2 separate regions of the Homo sapiens genome follow, and region 2 is linked to region 1. A link is a contact called in ENCODE Hi-C or POLR2A ChIA-PET data. All regions are on one chromosome and are shown on one strand. Each heading gives the region's core, a stretch centred on a gene start or an enhancer-like site at or near the end of the contact. The rest is flanking DNA. Distances are from core to core; before and after follow the strand shown.

What was found. Hi-C counts contacts between places; a loop is a spot of excess contacts on that map. ChIA-PET counts read pairs that join two places held with the same protein, here RNA polymerase II (POLR2A). Pooled maps may share reads with other maps.
Region 2: a loop to region 1 is called in a map of naive thymus-derived CD4-positive, alpha-beta T cell, with 27 times the contacts of the local background. The contact joins the promoter of NXT2 here to the promoter of SLC25A53 in region 1. A Hi-C loop is called at or near these places in 1 of 168 maps with a recorded cell type or tissue (naive thymus-derived CD4-positive, alpha-beta T cell) and 9 of 50 pooled maps. POLR2A ChIA-PET finds 5 or more read pairs at or near these places in 1 of 52 experiments (T-cell).

What each region holds. Positions count from the first base shown.
Region 1 is chrX:104,154,062-104,159,903 of GRCh38, forward strand. It overlaps SLC25A53 (solute carrier family 25 member 53), which reads right to left and starts at 2,948. Exons shown (of 2, transcript NM_001012755.5): 1 at 2,817-2,948. It also overlaps a transcript of FAM199X not described here. RefSeq lists an enhancer at 2,722-3,021.
Region 2 is chrX:109,534,438-109,540,279 of GRCh38, forward strand. NXT2 (nuclear transport factor 2 like export factor 2) reads left to right here and starts at 2,407. Exons shown (of 4, transcript NM_001242617.2): 1 at 2,407-2,584; 2 at 3,608-3,694. The coding sequence starts at 2,570. RefSeq lists enhancers at 2,388-2,587, 2,878-2,937 and a silencer at 2,718-2,767.

The DNA of each region.
Region 1 (5,842 bases), core at 1,698-4,197:
GATTGGGAGAAAATATTTGCAAGCCCTACTTCTAATAAGGTGTTAATGTCCAAAATATATAAGGGACTCAAATGACTAAGTAGCAAAAAGACAACCTGATTAACAAATGGACAAAGGACCCGAATAGACATTTCTCAAATGAAGACACACAAATGGCCAACAGGCATAAGAAAAAATGCTCAACATCACTAATCGCTAGGGACATGCAAATTAAAATCACAATGATATATTATCTCACACCTTCCAGAATGGCTATTATCAAAAAGGTGAAAGATAACAGGCCAGGATATGGAGAAAAGGCAACCCTATACATTGTTGGTGGGAATATAAATTAGTACAGCCATTATGGAAAACTGTATGGAGGTTCCTCAAAAAACTAAAAATAGAATTACTATATGATCCAGCAATCCCACTTCTGGGTATATATCCAAAGAATTTGAAATCAGTATGTCGAAGAGATATCTGTACTCTTATGTTCATTGCAGGATTTATCACAATAGCCAAGTTATGGGATCAACCTAAGTGTCCATCAGTGGATGAACAGATAAAGCAAATGTGCTATACATACACAATGAAATATTATTCAGTCTTCAAAAATCAGGAAAATCTGTCCATTGATGAGCCTGGAGAACATTATGCTAAGTGAAATAAGCCAGGCACAGAAAGACAAATACTTCATGTTCTCACTTGTATGTGGAATCTAAAACAATGGAACCCACAAACACAGAGAATAGAATGGTGGTGATATTTCAAAATTTCATATTCCAAAAGAGCTAAGAGTACATTTCAAATGTTAGCACCACAAAAAAACTATTAAATTCCATGTTGAGTCATTTTTGTGTAAAAAAAGATAAAATTTTAGGTGATGAATATGTTATTTACCTTGATTTAATCATTCTACATTGTATATATATAAAATACCACTTTGAACTCTATAAATGTATACAATTTGTAAATATACAATAAAATTATACAAATATAAAAATAAAAAGATTTTCTAAGCAGTGTCAAATAAGTCCATTTTATTTCATATCTACTGTGTCTGAATTCAGACATGCCTGACGTTTAGGAGTGTGCCTAGCCTTCCCTAGGGGAGATATTCTTTTTTTTTTTTTGAGACAGAGTCTCACTCTGTTGCCCAGGCTGGAGTGCAGTGGCGCAATCTTGGCTCACTGCAACCTCTGCCTCCCGGGTTCTAAGAGATTCCAGGAGATATTCTTTCCAATTTATTGTCAGCTCCGTTTAGACCTATAGTTCTCCAAGTATGGCCCCATGTCCAGGAGTATCAGCATCTCCTGGGAACTAGTTAGAAATGTAAATTCGGGGGTCCACTCCTGACCAACTGTAGGGGCAACTCTGTGGATGGGACCTAGCAATCTTGGTTTTAAGAAACGCTCCATCTGATTCTGATTCACAGGAAAGTTTGAGAGCCACTGACTTAGACTGCTATACTGTTGTTTCTCTGGTAAACAAAGAGGCTTCTTTTCTTGTTCAGAGAAATATTGCTTAGGATTTCTGGTGGGTGCACAATTCCCTGCTGTGAACCGAGTTTGCTGGAAAACCAAGTAACTAGCACCTCCATCGTAGTCCTACCCAGAGCTTGCAGGCTTTGCACTCACGTAAGACTGATTCTTCCAGAGGCGCCTGGAAGTCCCATTGTGATGGGCAAATGCTCTTACCAGAAATAAACTAGTTGTGGGGACCGGGCGCGGTGGCTCATGCCTGTAATACCAGCACTTTGGGAGGCCGAGGCAGGCGGATCACTTGAGGTCAGGAGTTCGAGGCCAACCTGGCCAACATGGTAAAACCCCGTCTCTACTAAAAATATAAAAATATAAAAATTAGCCGGGAGTGGTGGTGGGTGCCTCTAATCCCAGCAACCCGGGAGGCTGAGGCAGGAGAATCACTTGAACCCGGCAGACGGAGGTTGCAGTGAGCGGAGATCACGCCACTGCATTCCAGCCTGGGCGACAGAAGTAGAGAGACTCCTTATCAAAAAAAAAAAAAAGAAAGAAAGAAAGAAAAAAAAAAAGAAATACACTAATTTTGGGCCTTAAATGCTACTCAGTTCTCCAGTTCACCTCAACAGGGAGGGAAGGTGCTTGGAGGAAAATTGCACTTCGTTTTTGCCCTGCTTATTTTGTCTTCAAAATATATGTTAAATCACCGCATCAAAGAGCCGTCCCAGATCTCAACTCCCAGATGAGTTCGGTGGCACCCAATAGATTTTCATAACACAGGATCTATCTCTGTCTCCTTGTATTGTAATAGCCTGTCTCCAAATGCAGATAGCAACCGGCAGGCTGTAAATGTCGAGGAAAAAGCCTAATTCCTTTCCTCATCCGGAGCCTCTAGTGCAGTACCCAGCACAGAGCAGGTACTTGGTATTTTGGTAAGGGAAATCAATCAACGCATCAATAGCAGAATCTGAAACCAGGGACCTAGATCTTTCCAATAAAATCATCCTGCTGAGATGTGACTCAGATGTACTGGTGCCCAGCAGACAACACGTTTTCGCCCTGATTTTATCCTCCATTCATCCGTCCGCCCCCTCCCCCATAGACCCCGCCTGTCCCCAGCTAAAAATAATGAGGGGATTCACACATCTCAGTGTCAACACACACAACACAGTTGACACGCCCCTTAATCCTACAGCTACGCCATCAATTCTCGCCGCCGGGTCCGTCCGCTTGTCAGTTTCCCCTACTCCTCATCCCCTCGCAACTTCTGATCCCCTATCACTTCCGTTCCCGTTTGCCTGCTAGGCTGGAAGCAGGATGTGTCTACGCCCTCAGCCCATAAGAAGTGCTACAAACCTCCGCCTCGCTCGCTGTCATGGCGGCGACCGACGGCCCCTTTCCTGTGGCCTCAGAAAGCAGCGACAGTCGCAGTCACCGGACCTTCGCCCATCCGCCGCCCTCACTTAAGCGACGCACAACGGAGCTCCCACAATCCTCTTTGCTTCCGCTCTCTTTATTTCCGCCTCCCCCGCCCCCGCCTCGACATTAACCGTTTCGCGACTACGTCAGTTGGCCGGTCTGTTTGGGAGAGCCAGGCGACTAATCTGGTATAGAGACCGAAAAACACAGGTAAAAAGACCTAAAAGACTTAGTCATCTATTGGAACATTTCCCCAGTTTGTTTGTAAGTTGGCTTGCAAGCTTATCAGTCATTCTCAAACAGGAGCTTAACTTACTTAGGTGAACAGTTCATGATGACGCCTTTAAGCTGCTAGACCAACCCAAACTCCGAATTTGCAGTTTCTGACCTTTCACCTTGAACCTGTGCCCTTTCTACCCTCTATTCTCCATCTCCTTTTGGTTCTTGTCTGACTCTTTAGCTGCATATGTAAAGAGCACAGACTTTGAAACCTGAGCTCCCGCGTTCGAATCCCCACTGTACCACTATCTAAACATGGCATCTTGGGCAAGTGATTCAAGCATGCTATTCCTTGGCTTTTTCATCTGTAGAATTGGTATAATAATAGTACTTACCTCCAGAGTTGCAGTAAAAATATTAAAATTTCACATGTGAGGAGCACCTAGAACATTGCCTATCATGAAGTTAAGCAGTATATTGAAATATAAATTATAATGATTGAATTTGATCTCACCTAAGACCTCTGGCTAATAAATAATAAATGATAATAATCATTTCACCTGGGATAGAGGGGATTGCCCTGTTCTCTCCAGGCTGAGGCTGTAATACCTGATTCTAGGGACTGCTGATATGGAAATTACTACCACTCTGGCTGGAGTCAGAAGAGTATATTAAAGAGTCTCTTTGTACTGTCCTAAAATAAGCAAAATCCAACGTTTGCAGTTCTATGGACCACGCACTATGATAAGTGCTTTAAACCCATTTTGTTGTTATTGCTTCATCCTCACAATAGCCCTTTGCTGGTTCTTAAGTGTATTACCCTTTCCTGTCCTCTTTGTCTGCTTAAAGCAGCTAAGAAAACTCAGATTAGTCAGATTGCATATAAATCAATAACTTGCCCACGGTCACAGAGCTAATAACAAATAGAGCCAAGACTTAAACTCAGATACATTCAGATGTGTCTTGGTATTTCTCAAATATCACTGAGAAAAAGGCCACCATAAATTCTTTTCAAGTGCTCTCTCTCCCCCAACTCCCCACCCCAAGAATTGCCTGAATGCCCATACAGAAAGACTAGGTTCTCTTCAGAAGCAGAAGGGCAGAACCCACTAAGGCAAAGATCTCTCCCTTGAAGGCTGGCAGCCAAGGAGGTGACTATAGTAGGAATTGGCATAACCAGCTCACTCATTGCCCTCCACTGTGCCACACAGGCCCCATTACTTCCTATAGTACTGAAGACCACTGGGGATAAAGGTACAGGGCCTTCACCTCATCCCACCGTTCTGTAAAGCTTGGATATTAGCAAAGATCTTGCTTATTTTAGGACAGTACAATGAGACTCTTTAATATACTCATCTGACTCCACCCAGAGTGGTAGTAGTAATTTCCATATCAGCAGTCCCTAGAGTCAGGAATTACTGCCTCAGCCTGGAGAGAACAAACCAATCCCCTCTGTCCCAGGTTAAAACAAAACAGGAATTCCCTCTGTTCCTTCAGAATGTACGGTACCCAGGATGTTGTTATTCTTGCTCCACACCTACCCACTCTCACTTCCCAACTTATCATCAGGCAGTCCACAATGGTTTTTTCAGGGGAAGGATTGGTGATGGTGAAGGGACTGAAGGAGAAGGTAAATCACCAGGTTTGCTGAAGGTAAATGAAGCACTGCCTTGTCCCTACCTCTGTACCTCTTTTGTAGCTCCCTGACCTTCTTTCTCATTTGGCATTTCAGAACCCATCACTCCACACCTAGGAAACCCTCTTGGGTTTGAATTGCAGACAAATCATCTTGTCTTTTATTTTTTCCCCCAACACCCAACGATAGCACACATGTCTGGGCTTGGCCAAATTTAAAAACAAAAATAACAGAGGTAGCACGGAAAGACTTTTTACTTAATTTTCTCCATTATTTCTAGCTGTCAAACTATTAGAAAGTGTCAGTGTAAGGGGTAGAGCTGTGAGAAGTCGAGTTTCAGAGGCGAGGAAAGAGAAAAATCCTGATGCAAAGCAAAAGTGTTGGCAGAGGAAAGACGAGCCAACAAGAGTGTCTCTAGGGCCGGTAGAAATAAACAAATGGTGGAGATTGGTGAGTGGGTTTCATACACAAAGAAACCTTTCCCTTTTAGCTCCTTTCACCCTACACACCATATCCCCATTCCAGAGACTTCATCTGCCTTAAATTCTCCTAACCAACCCAGTTCTTTCCTTGCTGGGCATCTTGCCCTAATGGCAGAATTCACCACCAGCTGCTACTGCTAAGCAAACTGGGTAGTTGAGGGGAGAGGATGTTCGTAAACCCAATGTTAGAAAGGGAGATGTGTTCCTAGCATCCTTAGTCGTACTCATAGCATATTTTTAGAAGCAATGCTCTACGTACATAATTTAAGTGTTCAGGTTCTGCAGTGCTTTCTTCAGTATGTTTCAGTTATTTGTTTCTTCAGAGCTGTTCTGGGGTCCTAACATATATATGACAGTGTTTCTATACCATAGTGTTTTACACAGCTGGTGACCAGTTCAGGCCCCCTTTACAAGGCAGATAGATCCATCCCCCAGCTGCTGTGGGTATTAGCTGATGAATACAGCTGCTTCCTTCTCTGCAGAATTGCACTCTGCAGAAGAGGTTCATTGCCTGGGAGATTTCTGTTTAATAACCCCAACCCCTACACACACAACCCTGCAGCCAAAAGCAATGACTAACTGATGATGAGAGTACAAGGGTACCTTGCCTCAAGGTTGACCAATTC
Region 2 (5,842 bases), core at 1,157-3,656, 5.4 Mb after region 1:
ACCTGTTCTGGTCCCTGAAGGGCAGGTAGAAATGGAGGGAACATTCCAAAATAAGAATATATAAGTAAATGCATGAATAGCCAAGTGTCTAAAAGCAGACTTTGGGATTTGAAAGTTTGGGACTGAAATCCCAGGTCCACTAGCTGTATCATCTTAACCAATTTACTTAACTTCTTTAAACTTAAGTTTAAATTTTTAAAAATCTAGATAATAATGTCTGCCTTTCTGGGGGTTGTGAGGATTGAATGAAATCATATAAAACACAATCTCTCAATCAAGAAAAACAATCACCAATGAAGTAGTAAACATCAGTCATTCTTGGCAAACAGTAGTAGTTAACTTTGCCAGTGTTGGTGAATTTGGGAGAATAGCCTGGGAAAATAAATTCAGATCAGACCAAGGTAGGTATTTAAAGATTATGAGAATTTGGAAGAAAATAGACAATAGAGTTATCAAAGTTTGTGTGGGAGGAGAGAATGAGAGGGGGAATGAGAGGGGGAAAGAGAGAGAAGTGGGGGTGAGAGAGGGAGGAGAGAATGAGATGGGGAAAGTGAGAGAAGTGTGGGGGAGAAAGGGAGGGAGAGAGCCAAGAAGAGCGAGGGAGAAAAACGAAGAGGGTTAGCCGGACGTGGTGGCTGGCGCCTGCAGTCCCAGCTACTCTCCTCGGGAGGCTGAGGCAAGGGAATTACTTGAACCCGGGCGGCGGAGGTTGGCAGCGAGCCAACATCATGCCACTGCACTCCAGCCTGGGCCACAGAGTGAGACTCTGTCTCTAAAAAAAAGAAGAAGAGGAGGAGGAGGAGGAGGAGGGGAGGGGAGGGGAAGAGGGAGAAGGGTTGCTATAGGGAATGGTCAGAACTAAGCAAGTTACTTAGTATTTCTTTGTAACTCAATGTTATGTTTATTGTCTAGCACTCTCATTACACTTTGAGCCTCACAAGGATTCGAAACATGCCTATTTTATTCACCACTCTATATACAGAGCCTTGCACAATCTTTGGCACATAGTGAATACTTGATAAATATTTATTGAATGAATTATGATGAGGAGGAGAGCGGAACCAAAAAAATAAAGATTCCGAGAATTCAAGATAGGTGACTGGGAGAATATAAAAGTTTGGAAGTGCGGAGGAAATAATGAGTTTAAATTTTGGACGTACAAGTTTGAGAAGCCTATAGTGCAGTCACGTTCATGTTTAGCAAAATTATTATGTGTAATTGGAGCTCAGATAAGGGGTGGGGGCTTGGGATAGGTTGTTGAGATTCATTAGCATACGAGTAGCAATTTAGATCACCCTGAAGAAGGGAGGCTTTAAAAGGGGGGATGCACCGGAAGTGACGCCAGTCAGAGGTTAACGGAAAACGGAAGCTGGCTGGCTGAGAAGAAGCTTCCGTTAGTCCTACCTTGAAGAGAAAAGAGCCAGATAAAGAGAAAGATTAAAAGTATGAGAAAATACAGAAGCCACTGGTCTCAGGGAGACAGAGAAGGATACCAAAGAAGAAGTAACTATTATGAGGGGCCACACACCAGCCACTCAAGGTAAAACTACGACATCTAATTAATTTGCCATTTAAATCAGAAGTCATTGGCGGCTTTGGGATGAGAGGTTTTTAAGGGGTGTTGGGGAGCAAAGCCACATTGCCATGACAGTTATATTGCTTGAGTTTGAATCTCAACTAGTTTGTGACCGTAGGCAGATTTTACAGTCTTAGCTGTAAAATGAAGATGATAAAATAATAGCAATTACCTCAGCATTGTTATAATAAGTGAATATATGTAAAACTGATTAGAAAAGCACCTTACATATAGTCAGCACTCGACATTTTAGTTATTGTTAGAATACCTTGCAGAATAAATAGCCCTTAAAAGATGGTGAATAGCACTGTAAACTTAATTTTTGTTGGTGTCCGTGAGACATTTTAAAATGCCAGAATGGAGAAACCAGATGAACTTTTCCTGTTCAATGTGGCTGGGTTAAAATGAAATAGTAATTTTAGGCATACTGCCAAAACGTAGTAATTCAGTGAGGATGATCCTTCCAGAACGTTCCAGAATGCTAAATTGTTCACTAGTCACGCACGCCTTTCCCCAAGCTCTGCCCACTTATCCTATAGGCTACGGAATAGTAGGTCTCCTCGCATTTCTAATTGGTCTTCAGAGGGCTTTGGCTCCGCCTCCTGGGGCAAAAAAGTCCCTGTAATTGAACACTTTCATTTTTGCTTGTCCCCAGGCTTGTCGTTAGAAAAGTAGGGGACTTTCCTGTTGAGTATCATGTTTACAAAAGCAAAGTGGCTTTTAAATTTTAAACTAAGTATCAAACAAGTAGATAAGGTGGATGGGAGGGATCTTCAGGAACTGAAGGGAAGTGGAACTTAAGGTTGGAACATCGGTGTGCTTTTAACGACGGACCGAGCTACTTCCGGGAGAGAATGGGAGGGTGGAAAATTTTGTGCGTTTGGCGGGTTTCGCTCTCTTCATAAGTATTGATCATTCCGCAGCCCTGCGGACCGGACACGTGAGGAGGTAGTGACGCCGACACTGCCAGAACACACTGCTACAAGGTCCCAGATGGCCACGTCTCTGGTGAGTGCCTGGGCCGTGGCAGGACGGCTGGGCGCCGGACTCCAGTGGCTGAGAGGAGGGATTCCGGGGCGGTCTGGCTGCTGCTCACGTGGATAGGTGACGAATCACGTCCCGGCTCTCTGCACTGCGGGGCGGGGCCCACGCTTTGCTGCCCGCCCTGCCGGCCCCACCCCCAGCCTGGTTAGCAGTCGCTTTCTGATCCCGGAAAGGACCCTGAGCTGGGAAATAGCGAGAGGCGGGGATGTTGGGGTTTGTTGTTTATGGCTTGCAGTTTCTTTCTCTCGATTATCTTCCTCTCTAAAAATCACTTTCAGTCACCTGACAAAGAAACTGGCGATTCATTGTTCTTAATTTAGTAATAGACTGGGCCCCGTACATGAATGAGAAGGAAGGTATTCCTTAATTCTCCGGCACGAACGCCAACAGCGTTGCTTTCTTCGGTGTCACAGTTCTTAGGCAAACAGCAGTGAATATTTACGCAATGTGGGAAAGTTTCCTAAGTGGAGCTGCCGGTTTTTCAAGTAGTTGAACTACTTTCGTGTGTGTGTGTGTGTGTGTGTGTGTGTGTTTCCCATTCATCAACTTTGGAGTTTGGCTCTAACACCTCACTTGAAAACAGAAAACAATTTCCTAGCTTATTCAGTGGCAGTTTTTGCCGCTCTCTCTCCTTTTCTAAGGTTCAGGTGGTGTCATTTTCATTGCCGTGAATGTTTGTAAAATATTGAAAGTCTAAAGTGCTTAGTTGCCAAGAAAAGATTATAAATTTATATGTGGAGACTGAAAAAGACTCAGATTCATTGAGAAGATTATGTCCTAAAGACATGCACTTAAAATTAGTGAAAAATTTTAAAATTGCAAACTTCAGAGTCCGGCCTTTAAAATGTCTGAATTTATATGAAAGAATGTGGACTGTATATAGAGCTACATAGTGGTTGAAATAAATCATCAGCTTCTGTCAGTGGTTTTGTGTTTGTGAGGGGTTGAAAAGGTTGGTAATCTATACTTCTGGAATTTTTCTTGTAGGATTTTAAAACTTATGTAGATCAGGCATGTAGAGCTGCTGAGGAGTTTGTCAATATTTACTATGAGACAATGGATAAAAGAAGACGGGTGAGTGTTATAGACTCTACTACTCTTTATAGACTACTACTCTTTATTAAATACCAGGTTGTGTCTGGAGCCAGCGTTTCATCTGACTTGCATAAGTGGTAACTGTGGATTTACTCTTTAAAAGCAAATTGCTCAGGGAAGGATTGGTATGGCATTAGTGGGAACATGGGCTCTGGAATCATATCCCAGGTTTACTTTTACCTAGTTCTTTGACCTGGAGCAAGTTGCCATTTTCCCTTAACCTCATTTTATTTTCAGGTTGGTAAGTATGAATTAATTAAAATACCGCACTTAACATTAGGCCCAGCATATTTTCTTAAATATGTTTCCTTTTCTTAGTTCCATCAATTAACCAATATGGTTAAGGTATTATTAGTGCTAATGAAGGGGTGGGTCATTACGGGGAATATTTCCTGATTCGCCCCTTTTATTTCATATATTTATAGATAATTTCTGATCATGGCTCAAAAGTATAGCTTACACCCACAAAAAGTATGCATGTAGCATGGATAATATTAAGTCCTCAACAGACCGAGATTTCATCAGCTTTTTCATTGCAACTTATCCCTGCACCATATCTTTTACGTAATTATGTCAGTATGTGGTCAAGTGAGTCTTGCCTAGGTCTCTTACCAGCATAGAACTGTGCTTTGGAGAACTACTTCTGTCCTGCAGCTGCAAAAGTTAATACCCTATCTCTAAAAACCTATTTTTTATATAAAACCCATTTATTAAGCATAGGATTTTATATATATATATACTTTAAGTTCTGGGATACATGTGCAGAATGTGCAGGTTTGTTACATAGGTATACACGTGCCAAGGTGGTTTGCTGCACCCATCAACCCGTCATCTACATTAGGTATTTCTCCTAATGCTATCCCTCCTCTAGCCCCCCACCCCCTGACAGGCCCAGGTGTGTGATGTTCCCTTCCCTGTGTCCATGTGTTCTCATTATTCAACTCCTACTTATGAGTGAAAACATAACTGTGTTTGGTTTTCTGTCCCTGTGTTAGTTTGCTGAGAATGATGGTTTCCAACTTCATCCATGTCCCTGCAAAGAACAGGAACTCATCCTTTTTTATGGCTGCATAGTATTCCATGGTGTATATGTGCCACATTTTCTTTATCCAGTCTAACATTGATGGGCATTTGGGTTGGTTCCAAGTCTTTGCTATTGTGAATAGTGCCACAATAAACATATGTGTGCATGTGTCTTTATAGTAGAATCATTTATAATACTTTGGGTATATACCCAGTAATGGGATTGCTGGGTCAAATGGTATTTCTGGTTCTAGTTCCTTGAAAAATGGCCACACTGTCTTCTATAATGGTTGAACTAATTTACATTCCCACCCACAGTGTAAAAGCATTCCTATTTCTCCACATCCTCTCCAGCATCTGTTGTTTCCTGACTTTTTAATGATTGCCATTCTGACTGGCGTGAGATGGTATCTCATTGTGGTTTTGATTTGCACTTCTCTAATGACCAGTGATGATGAGGATTTTTTCATATGTTTGCTGGCCACTTCTTCTTTTGAGAAGTGTCTGTTCATATCCTTTGCCCACTTTTTGATGGGGTTGTTTTTTCTTGTAAATTTGTTTAAGTTCCTGTAGATTTGGAAATTAATAGATTGCAAAAATTTTTTCCCATTCTGTAGGCTGCCTGTTCACTCTGATGATAGTTTCTTTTGCTGTGCAGAAGCTGTTTAGTTTAATTAGATCCCATTTGTCAATTTTGGTTTTTATTGCCATTGCTTTTGGTGTTTTAGTCATGAACTCTTTGCCCATGCCTGTGTCCTGAATGATATTGCCTAGGTTTATGGTTTTGGGTGTTACGTTTAAGTGTTTAATCCATCTTGAGTTAATTTTTGTATAAAGTGTAAGGAAGGGGTCCAGTTTCAGTTTTCTGCATATGACTAGCCAGTTTTCCCAGCACCATTTATTAAATAGGGAATCCTTTCCCCATTGCTTGTTTTTGTCAGGTGAAAACCAATTTTTTAAGGCAAAAGATAAAAGAAGTTTCTTGTACTGATATTTGATGTCAGGGAAAAGGGTTGTGACAATGGATGTTTATTGTGCCTTGCCTTGAATGTGTATTGTACCTTACTGCTTTCAAAAAATAAAGTAGAAAAAAAAAGACAACAT